Linked DNA regions of Homo sapiens: region 2 is linked to region 1. The links are chromatin contacts, found by Hi-C or POLR2A ChIA-PET in ENCODE. All regions are on one chromosome and are shown on one strand. The core of a region is the stretch at or near the end of the contact, and the rest is flanking DNA. Distances in the headings are between cores, read along the strand shown. Region 1 holds the start of DDR1 (discoidin domain receptor tyrosine kinase 1). Region 2 holds the start of POU5F1 (POU class 5 homeobox 1).

Region 1 (5,390 bases), core at 335-2,834:
GTCCAGCGTCTCCTGGGCCTAGATTCCCCAGCTGCTGTTCTCTGGAGGGGTAGGTGTTCTGGGGGAATGAATCCCTGGGGGCTTGGTGGGACAGGAAGGCGGGAAGAAGCTGCTCTTCGAGTGACCCTGGGGCTGTCTGTTAGCAGGTCCCTCAGCCGTTGGAACGTCCTTGGGCTTCTGAACTAGTGCCCATGTGTGCCTCGGCCTTTCCCAAGGGCCAGCTTCTTCCTGGTAGTGCTTTTGTGTACTTGTCTGGTTGGGACTTCGTGTTTCTTTCTTGGGATTGTTGTCTGGGACTGCAAGCAGGGTATGTTTTTATCTACTGTGAGGTTCCTGGGGCGGAGATGTGCAGTGGAGCGAGAACTTCCTGTGACCGTGACATTGTCTAGGTGGTGAGCAGGTGTGGGGGTGTGGAGAGAGGTGAGGGGCTGAGGTAGTGCTGAGTGGGGAAAAAGCACCTCCCACCACAAGCTGTTCTGTCCCGCTCCATCCTCTGCCCAGTAGCTCTCTCAGTTGCTTTGCCTACTCAGTCTCACTGTTTCATCTTCCCTGGGTCTCTTGGTCCCCTTCCTTTTGACTGTGTGTGATTTTCAGTGTGCCTCCATCCTTCTCCTGCTCCTCTTCTTCCTCCTCCCGACCACTCAACTTTGTCCTGGCCTCATTTTTGGCCTCTTCTGGCCAGTGATCAGACCCTCTGGCCCACTACGGCCAGAGCTGGCTGGGCCTGAGGGAGGCTTGCCCTGAGGACTCCTGAGTCCCCCTCCCACTCCACTCCGTTGGGAGCCCAGGGGAATCAGGGCCTGGGCGTCTGGACCCCCGGGTCCCTTAGAACGCCCTTCAGAGAGAGGAACTGAGAGGAGAAGGAGAAGAGAGTGGGCCCGCCTTCAGGGTCTGGGGCCTTCCAGGTTGGGTCGTAGGGGCGGGAGCGCACAGGCTGCGAGAGAGGAGCAAAGGTTGGTGGAGGGAGAAGAGCAGTCTGGGGCCTGGCTGGACAGGTGAGCCCTGAGACCTGAGCTCTGCTCCCTTCTCTGGGCTAACTCCCGCAGCTGGGCTGGGCCGAGCCTGTGGGAACCTGCTTCTTCCTCTGTGCCCTGGGGCTGCTCCCCTTTGCCTCTCCCACCAGGAACCGATCCCAGAAGTAGGAGGGGCGTCTTCCCCTCGTGGGCCCTGAGCGGGACTGCAGCCAGCCCCCTGGGGCGCCAGCTTTGGAGGTTCTCGTTTGGGGAAGCGGGGGTGGGCTGCGAGTGGGTGGAGGGGGCTGGGCGCGGAGCCGGCCGGAGGCAGCGGCGCGGGCGGCTGGGCGGCCTGGGAGCGCCCAGGCGGGCTTGGCGGGCGGGTTACCTGGGGGAGGCCGGGCCGGGCGCTAGCGCGCGGGGTGGGCGTGGCGGGCGCGGGGCCTGGAGCTCGGCGCCGGGCGTGGGAGCCACTGGGACTACTGGGTCCGGGAGGGGGAAGGGAGGGCTGCGAGCCCGAACGCGCGGCGAGAAGGCCGAGGGGAGGGAGGGGAGCGAGGAGCGGGAGGAGGAAGGGAGGGAGCCGAGGCGAGGGGGAGGCGGCGCCTGGGCCCGAGCCGCCCCAGCCCTGGCTCCTCTCCCCGGAACAGGCCCCCGACAGCTGCTCTCGGGAGCCGCCTCCCGACACCCGAGCCCCGCCGGCGCCTCCCGCTCCCGGCTCCCGGCTCCTGGCTCCCTCCGCCTCCCCCGCCCCTCGCCCCGCCGCCGAAGAGGCCCCGCTCCCGGGTCGGACGCCTGGGTCTGCCGGGAAGAGCGATGAGAGGTAGGGAGAGCGGCGGCGGAACCCGCGGGCGGAGGCCTGGGGCTCTTGGGGTGGGGGCGCGCGGCGGCGCCTGCAGGGCGAGGGGCGGGGGAGGCAGGACGTCCCGAGCCATGCTTGGTCGTCCAGCTCTTCTAAGCCTCCCTGCCCGCCTCCCCGATGCTCTGGCATACCGTCTGAAAACCGGGGGCGGGGACTGGGTGGAGGTGAAGCCCGTGACCTCCCAGAAAGAGTTTTGAGCCTCCAGCCTTGAGGCAAGTCCCCTCTCACTCAGTGCGGAGGAACTGAGCCCCGGGAGGAGGTGCTCCTGTGCAGCCCCACTGAGTCAGCTCATCTATCGCCTGCCCTCCACCTGGCCAGTCCCTGCGGGCATCTAACTGCTAAGCCTCCGCTCAGCCAACACCCAGTTGGTCAGTCTGGTCACAGTCCAGCAAAAAGAGGGACTGCCACTCTAACCCACCAGTGACACCACTCTTCCCGGCTGGATGGTCAATTAGCTCTGGCATGAGAGAATGTCACTGCCGGTGAGCGCCAGCTTCAGGGTCCCACCCCCCCATGCCTGGCTCTTGGCTGAACATTTCTTCCCAGCGCTTCCAGCAGCCAGAGGCAGGCGCCCAAGCTCGCTGGCTGTTGCTGAGGGCCTGTAGGTGTGTCCAGGACTGAGTGGTGTGGTGGAGACAGGTGAAAGGGGAGTGAGTGGAAAGGCAGGGAAAGGCTGTTGTCCTTATTGCCACTCTTCCCACCCAGCGCCCACCTGTTCCCTGCCCCCTCGACGTCCCTCTGGCTTGGTCACCCATGTGTGTTAGAGGCTGGGCCCCAGTTCTCTGGGGATCCTGTGCCCAAGGGCCCGGGTGTGTGTGTCTCATGCTGTCTTTTGGTCACAGGAGCATGTGGTGTCTGTCATTTCATGTTCACAGGTGTCTGAAGGTGGCTATTCACTGAGCGATGGGGTTGGACTTGAAGGAATGCCAAGGTGTGGACGGGTTGATGTATGCATGAGCTTCTGTGTTTGCTCTGTCTCAGAAACTCTGTGAGGGTTGTCAGGGACACTGAGAGGTGGGTGTGTGCATGCCACATTTAGCCTCGCTGTTTACAGCCAGTTCAGTAAGTTTGTGTGTTTCACCGTGTGTGTGTGTACAGAGCTGTGTGGGTGTTGTCTGAGTGGGACTTGGGGGTTGGGAGAGGAGCGTGAAGGGCTTGAGGCAGGGTGGCCTGGCCCCTGGTTTGTCTTTGGTTGTAATGGAGTGGAAGGGGGTGGGATTGGGGAAGGTCTTCTGGGCTTGTCCTCTCTTGCCCTCTGGGTCTCTGACTGTGGACTGAAGACCCAGTGGAGAGAGATGAGGTGACTGGGGGTGTTGGAGAACAGACAGCCCAGACGTCTCTGTGCTTCTCCGTGTTCCTCTGCTTGGCTCTGTGCCCCGTGTTTCTGAGCCTGCTCTATTTACCTCTTGCATTGTGGCTCTCGCTCTGTCTCCGCCTGCCTCGTATCCTCTGCCTGCCTTTGTATCTCTGCCCCGGGCTCCTCTCGGCTCTGTGTGGCTCTGATGACTCATCTGGGATAGGCATGAAGGTTACTTAGGGGAACAAGAGCCCCGCTGTTCCCGAGAGAGGTGGGGTTGGAGAGCGGCACCCAGGAATTCCAAGCCAGTCTCCTGGGACTCTGGCAGCCTGCTCCCCGGCGCTGGACCCTAAGGGACCAGGCGTGATGCCTTCTGGTTCTAGCCTCTGAGTGCCCCCCACAACTCAGTCGTCCCCCTCAGCTGCTGCTTCAGAGCTCTGGGGTCTCAGCTGCCTCTTACATTCCTGCCCTAGTGCATTGTGGGAGCAGCTGGAGGAGGACAAAGGGATGGGGGAGTATCCCCCACTCCTCCTACCTCCTGGGGTGACCTGCCTTCCTTGTCTTTAGACCCGCCCTCGTCTCCAAGGCAACTCAGCCTTTCCTCAGTCCCTCAGAGGCAGCCACCTTCTGGAAGTGGGAACTGGGGGGACTGGATGTCTGGGTCTCAGGAAGGCAGAGCAGGGATAACTGGGCCCAAGATGCCCTGAACCTGATAAGAGGTGGCAGTCGAGTCCCTCAGGACTCCAGGGCCTGGAGACTTCAGTACAGGGCTCTGAGACCAGTACAGGTTAGGATAGCTTTTCCTGCAGCAGGGGAGGGGAGAGTAGTTACTTGGGTTTGTAAGGAGATGCCATTTAGAATAGTTTTATGTGGGGTAAGCTTCCTGGGCCTGAGGAACAGAGTAGGGATTTTCAAACTTTAATGGGCACAGGTCACCTGGGAATTGTGTTAAAAGGCAGATTTTGATTGAGCAGGTCAAGGGTGAGCCTGAGATTCTGATTTCTTCCATGCTTCCAGGTATTGCTGATGGTCCAGGGACCACCCTGGGCCTAGAGGGCTATAGGGGACAGTAAGACTAGAAGGTGCTGGGGTCCCCTCTGCCCTTCTCTTAGAATTCTGGACTCCTATGTGGGAGGGCAGCAGGGTGAGCTGGTCCAGGCTTATCTGATGTTTAATTCTATCATATCCTCAACAAGGAATTGCCCAACCTTTCCTGGGACATATTTATTTTTTAAAAGTCAAAATGATTTTCATATTCTTTTACATATCTTATGATTTTACATAAATGCATTTATGTTACAAGATTTAGAAAAATAGTACAATCAACCTGTCTTTTTAAATTTGCTTTTCTTTTGCCCCGTTCATGTTAACTCTTGTTATATTGTATTCTATTGTTATATTCTATTATATATTCTCTCCTTCTAGACGTACACACAGGTATATATACAAACATGGGTGCTTGTTTATTCTATTTTCAAAAGGTGGGATATTTTTTATACTTCTGTTGCTTGCTTTTCATATTCAACAGATATACATGGAAATCACACAAAGTTAGGAATATATTGCCTCTTTGTTACTTTTCATAGCTGCATAGTAGTCAATAAACCTTATTTTTTTTAATTCCAGCCTGTCCCCTGTGGGCATTCACATATCTTACAGATTTATGTCTTACAAAAGGTACCATAATAAACATCTTTGAAATCTTCTTTTTTATTTTTATTTTTCACTTTTTTTAAAGAGATGGGGTCTCACTATGTTCACCAGGCTGGTCTCTAACTCCTGGCCTCAAGTGATCCTCCCATCTCGGCCTCCCAAAGTGCTGGGGTTACAGGCATGAGCCACCAGACCCAGACCTGCACATATGTTCTTACTTCCTGGTGCTTCTCTCTCGAGGGAATGCTGGGTCGAAGAGGATGTGCATTTTTAATTATAATAGACATTGCTAGATTGCTTTCCAAATAGAAGATAACACTCATTTCTGCCATTGAGCATGGTGCCTCCCTTTTCATCACTTTCTACCACTTTTATATGTTACAGCCTTAAAAAAATATCTTGTCAGTCTGCTTGGTATTTCCCTGAGGCTGGTGAATTTGACCATTAAAAAAAATGTTTGTTGGCAATTTGGCTTTGCTTTTCTGTGAAATGACTATTCACATTCTTTGGCTGTTTCTTTATTGGGTTACTTATATATTTTTTCTTGTCAGTTCCTAAGGGGCCTTAGTTTATTGTAGTTATTAAACCTTTTCCTGTTGTATGTGTTATAAACATTTTTTGCACA
Region 2 (5,487 bases), core at 466-2,965, 290 kb after region 1:
GCTTGATCATATCAATTTCAAATAGGCTGTTTTCATCCCCAACTTCTGCTCAGCCAATAACTCAAACTGATAAATGCCCTCTGCTATCTTGGATTTTCCAAATTCTGTTTTGGGGTTTTGGAATAAACACTGGTCCAAATCCTCGCTTCATCATTTAGCAGTTAAAACCCGTTAAATAGGATAATAATACCTCCCCCTAGGAGATTTTGTGCTGGTTAATGAGATAATGATGTATAAACGGAGCACACAGCCAGGCACTTAGGAAGTGGACCACAATTGCCAGCCATTATCATTCAAGGCTCAGCAGTGACCTCCTGCGAAGAGGTTGGGGCTTCTCGGTCACTCCAGAAACCAGTCACACCTTTCTGTGAGGTCTCAAGGCTTAGTATTTAATCTCTAATTGCTTACACTTGTCGCCTTGAAGGACTGGAAGATACATCTTTAATAGTCCTCAGCAGGGCTGGATGCCTTCAATCCCGCAGCAGCTCTATATTTGCAAATGGCCTGGAGAAATCTCTCACCATTTTTCTTGTTTACAACTTTGGAACTGAGGCTGAAGTCAATCAAAATCCAGCTTTCTACAAGGGGTGCCAGGGTGTGCACCTTAACACAGTGGCCAGTCATTGGCCTGAGGCAGAGATCCGGGGAAGACAAGCCCTATACTTGACTGGAGGTAAACCCAGCTCACAACGCGCACACACACAGCCCAAACAGGAGATCCTATCAGAAACGAGTCACACCCTAGACTTTCAGGAACAATAATCCTGGAATGAGCACTGTTTTTACCCTCAGGCTATGCTTAACCCTAAGGCCAAAATCTTGGGTCTGATAAGGGTCAAATTTTCAAGCAGGACTAAGGGTGGGAAAAGGGGCTCAAACCAACCCCAAGCTGGGTCTGGTGCTGGGCCAGTAATGAGTGACCAGACCCTGGGCAGGCCTAGGAGATGTGAGAGACCCTGACAAGGGCTGGGCCAGAGCAAAGGCCAGCCTGGGCCAGCTTCCGACTCTCCCAGGCTGCTCTGCCCTCACCGGCAGTTGTCTCTTCGAAATCCAGCTTCCACTTCCCACCTGGCCCCTGCCTGCCAGGGCTGCCAGCAGTTGATACACACCCCTCCCTGGCCAGGGCAGCTGACCCTGCCTGCTCCTCTCCTGGGTGCCAGGTCTGGGCAGCTGCAGGTGACCACTTCCCCATCAGGCTGCCCTGTCATGACCACCTCCCCACACCCCAACCCCGTCGAAGCTCACTTGCCTCCTCCGGGTTTTGCTCCAGCTTCTCCTTCTCCAGCTTCACGGCACCAGGGGTGACGGTGCAGGGCTCCGGGGAGGCCCCATCGGAGTTGCTCTCCACCCCGACTCCTGCTTCGCCCTCAGGCTGAGAGGTCTCCAAGCCGCCTTGGGGCACTAGCCCCACTCCAACCTGGGGCCCACAGTACGCCATCCCCCCACAGAACTCATACGGCGGGGGGCATGGGGGAATCCCCCACACCTCAGAGCCTGGCCCAACCCCCGGCCCGATTCCTGGCCCTCCAGGAGGGCCTTGGAAGCTTAGCCAGGTCCGAGGATCAACCCAGCCCGGCTCCGGCCCCCCTGGCCCATCACCTCCACCACCTGGAGGGGGCGAGAAGGCGAAATCCGAAGCCAGGTGTCCCGCCATGGGGAAGGAAGGCGCCCCAAGCCGGGGGCCTGGTGAAATGAGGGCTTGCGAAGGGACTACTCAACCCCTCTCTCCCTCCCCAGTCCCACCCACTAGCCTTGACCTCTGGCCCCGCCCCCTGGATGGGTGGAGGAGAGGGAGGTGGGGGGAGAAACTGAGGCGAAGGATGTTTGCCTAATGGTGGTGGCAATGGTGTCTGTGGAAGGGGAAAACCGGGAGACACAACTGGCGCCCCTCCAGGACCTCAGTGCAGGTCCCCCACAGAAACTTTTTTTATTTTTATTTTTTAAGACAGGGTCTCACTTTGTTGCCCAGACTGGAGTGCAGTGGAGTACAATGATGGCTCAATGTAGCCTCGATCTACTGGGCCAAAGCAATCCTTCTGCTCCAGCCTCCTAAGTGGCTGGGACTACAGGCTTGGACCACTGTGCCCTGTTAGTTTTTTTATTTTTAGTAGAGATGGGGCCTTGCTATGTTACCCAGGCTGGTCTTGAATTCCTGTCCTCAAGAAATCCTCCCGCCTCTGCCGCCCAGTGTCATGATTAAAGGCGTGAGCCACCACACCCAACTTTCAACTCCCAACCCGCTCCCTGGCACTCTCTCAGGCTCTGCACATCCCAGCTGTCTGGAATCACTCCCACACCTCCATGTTCTTCAGGAACCCAGGTGCTTGACCCCCTCTCCACAGACCTCTGGCACTGTGCCTTCAGGGGCCAGTCACCCTCTCAGCTCCTCAAATTTATTGAATGTGTGTGTGGCGCTATCCCTCAATGCATCAACAGCCATAAGCACAATGGCCAGCTGCTCCCTTATGCCTTCCCCCGATCCATCCAGAATCCTAGGCATTCCCATCCCGATACTGGCCAAATCCAGCCACCCCGCAGCCTGGGTGCCTGGCACCATCTGCCCAGCCTGCCAAATTTCACCCCATCTTCAAGAGTAGACTGCCAGACAAGGCCTCCGTGCTATATCCCCCCACCCCCCCATCCCCCCACCCCTCCGTCTTCCAGAATCAGACTCCAGACTCTCCTCATCTAACAGACTAAGGGGTTGGTCCCTACTTCCCCTTCAAGGGACCAGACTTTGGACTGACTGGGCCTCAGTTTCCCAACCTTTGCTGAAACAGAGTGATAAGACACCCGCTTTGGGCCCCCTCCACTATGGAACCTGCACATCAGGTTCCTTGCTCCCCTCTCAACCAAAACTCAGACATCTAATACCACGGTAGGCCCCGTTCTCCCTCCCCCACCTCCCTGGCCCAGGCCTCCAGCCCTAGGCCCTGGGTGGGGAAAACCAGGGGGTGGGGGGTGTGGAGAAAAAATATCTGACTTCAGGTTCAAAGAAGCCTGGGAGGGACTGGGGGAAGGGGGCAGGACAATGGCCTTGGCTGGACAATCCCGGTCCCCAGAGGGGGCAGCTCTAACCCTAAACAAGTGCTCAACCCTTGAATGGGCCTGGATGGCTCCCCTGGGGACTGCTTCCTGCTCCCCAACCCCCCAGTCCCAATCCCCTCACACAGAATCCCCTTCAGAGACGCTAAAAGGAGCTCCAGCAACCCCCCTCTGCAATCCCCTCAAAGACTGAGCCTCAGACGGGCACCAAGGGCCCCCCACAGGGACCTAGGTATCTAGTTCCTCCTTCCTCTGGGGGACTCAGGCGTCCAGCTTCATCGTGCGTCCCTCCCCGAGCCTGGCAGATTGAGGGATGTGCTTTGTTTAGTGGGGCTGGCTGGCAGAAAGACGCAGAGGAGGTGGAGAGTGATTTGTGGAGGCGTGCAGGAAGGCTGCCCTAAGCTCCCCTTCAGGGTCTGTTTTTCTGGGCCTGGCCTGAGTATCCTGAGGCTCATGCTGCTGGTCTAGTGCTTGATTCTGTTTGCAAGAGAATAGCCAACGGAATGCCTGTCTGTGAGGGATGATGTTTGTCTGTCTGCTCCCAAAACTTGATCTCAGTGGAGGGCCTGGGGTAAGTCTGGGGGCTCCAGAGGGGGCTCTGGGCCAGGGCTCCCCACAGCTTCGAAGGCCAGAAGGCCAGGTCTGGACTGGGCACGCTGACCTCTGTCGACTTAAGTAAGGCTTCTCATTGCAGGCTCCAGGCTCAGCCCTGCCTGGGCTTGTCTGCTGGGGTCAGTGGCTCTATCTGCCTTCTAAGGGGATGGGTGTCCCGTGGCCAGCTGTCTTCATCTTGGTGGCATCCGTGAGTCTTTTGAGACTTTTCCCCCACTCTTATGTTGCCTCTGTTCGTGTGCCCATCTCCTGTCTGTGTAGACTTTTTGAGCCTAATTGTATGCGTGCATTTCAATACCTGCCACAGGTCTGCCGGAAGGTCTACAAGGCAGTGGGGTTGCAGCTGTGTTCACTTCTCGGCCTTTAACTGCCCAAAAGGCAGGTAGATTATGGGGCCTGGTGGGGGTGGGAGGAACATGCTTCGGAACAGGAGGAGGCCCCTCCCCAGCCATCTCAATCCCCAGGACAGAACCATCACGGCACCTTTGTCATGCATCTCTCTGCTGTCTGCCAAGAAGACGGCCTCTCAGAGGAGGGGGAGGGGCAGGCCTGGGATTTGGCTGGAATCTCCACACCAGTGTTTCTCAGCTTGCCATCCTCCAGGTTCCCCAAAAGCGCTCTTCCCAAGCCAGTCCAGAGAGTCCCTGCTGCCCATTTTCCTAGTGGCTCCTAAAACACCTTCCCCAATTTCCCCACTCAACACCACCCTCTTGTTTTTAGATTATAATTTGTACTGTAGGTGGTGTATTTCTGGCCTGGGCAAGAGGCCCATTCCCGAGAGGGACGCAGACAAGGGGTGGGTGCCTGGATCCCTGGCTGCCTTGTGGCTGGATATGAGCCCAGTCAGGGGTCAGCCTCCTGCATGCCTAGACTCCTAGCCGGCCCCCTTCTGGGGTGCTCAGGGCTGATGGGAGGTTGAGGCAGGCTTTCCTTCCTTCTCACTGTCCTGTTATGCCTGAAGGGTAGGTGGCTTCACTTCAGCCAAGGCCAGCTCTCCCAGGCCCCAACCAGTGCTGGGGGCCACCGTTGGGCCTGGAGGAGACTGGAAGCCAGGCTGAGTCATCAGAACTGGTCCCATGATTCCCTGGGTTTTAGAAAGTCACCATAAAAAGATACTTCACACACACCTTTATTATTACAGTGCAATGTCAAGACCCTTCACAGAGCACTGCCAGGGGACCCAGGTGAGGCCCACCTCTCCCCACCAGGTGAGGCGGCTGGCATGGCTGGGTGGGGAGAGGTGAGATGAGCAGCCTTGCTGCTCTCAGCCCAGCCTTCCCTTCCCCTCACTGGGAGATGAGGTGCTGTTTGGTTGAAAAACCAGCTGAAAAAACTCAGTTGGGACCAATAGAGACTTGCTCTCGACCCGGTCTAGGAAACCACTTATTTTGACTTCCGAGGCCTGTCAATCTGAAGGCAAAAGAAAGGGAAGAAACGGAGGGCTGAGGGTTCAGGCTTGGCCCACCTTGGGAGATGATCTCCCTTAATAGCAATTTAGACAAATTCCTTTGCTCACTGTGGACCAAGTCCCCTCTTCTCAACAAAGGACCCTCTGATCTCCCCCATGAGCCCTGCAAACTGAGGTCACCTTATCCCAAATCCAGACACTCTTACCTCAAATAGAGGAGTCAACTCTCTAGCTGTAGCCTGTAGGGAGTCAGAGGTGAGAGCAAAAGGAGTGGGTGAGCTGGGAGGATTGGTCAGGAACAAACTAGGAGGCATGGACCAGGTTCTAAGTCCTGGCTCTGACTCCCTGGCTAATGGCACCTCCCCCTCCTGTGCCTCAGTTTCCTCACCTAGTAAAGAGGATTTGGACTCAATGAACTCTAA

The links. A loop is a pair of places that touch in the nucleus more often than their neighbours do. ChIA-PET counts read pairs that join two places held with the same protein, here RNA polymerase II (POLR2A). Pooled maps may share reads with other maps.
Region 2: POLR2A ChIA-PET joins it to region 1 with 11 read pairs in WTC11. The contact joins the promoter of POU5F1 here to the promoter of DDR1 in region 1. A Hi-C loop is called at or near these places in 1 of 50 pooled maps. POLR2A ChIA-PET finds 5 or more read pairs at or near these places in 4 of 52 experiments (K562 and WTC11).

What each region holds. Positions count from the first base shown.
Region 1 is chr6:30,882,935-30,888,324 of GRCh38, forward strand. It overlaps DDR1 (discoidin domain receptor tyrosine kinase 1), which reads left to right and starts at 1,585. Exons shown (of 18, transcript NM_001297654.2): 1 at 1,585-1,776. RefSeq lists enhancers at 1,120-1,893, 1,963-2,470, 3,486-3,992.
Region 2 is chr6:31,168,967-31,174,453 of GRCh38, forward strand. POU5F1 (POU class 5 homeobox 1) reads right to left here and starts at 1,716. Exons shown (of 5, transcript NM_002701.6): 1 at 1,250-1,716. The coding sequence starts at 1,654. It overlaps PSORS1C3 (psoriasis susceptibility 1 candidate 3), which reads right to left. Exons shown (of 3, transcript NR_152839.1): 3 at 4,769-5,067. RefSeq lists enhancers at 1-505, 506-1,363, 1,364-2,221, 2,222-3,079, 2,967-3,165 and 2 more and promoters at 1,654-4,257, 1,654-2,035.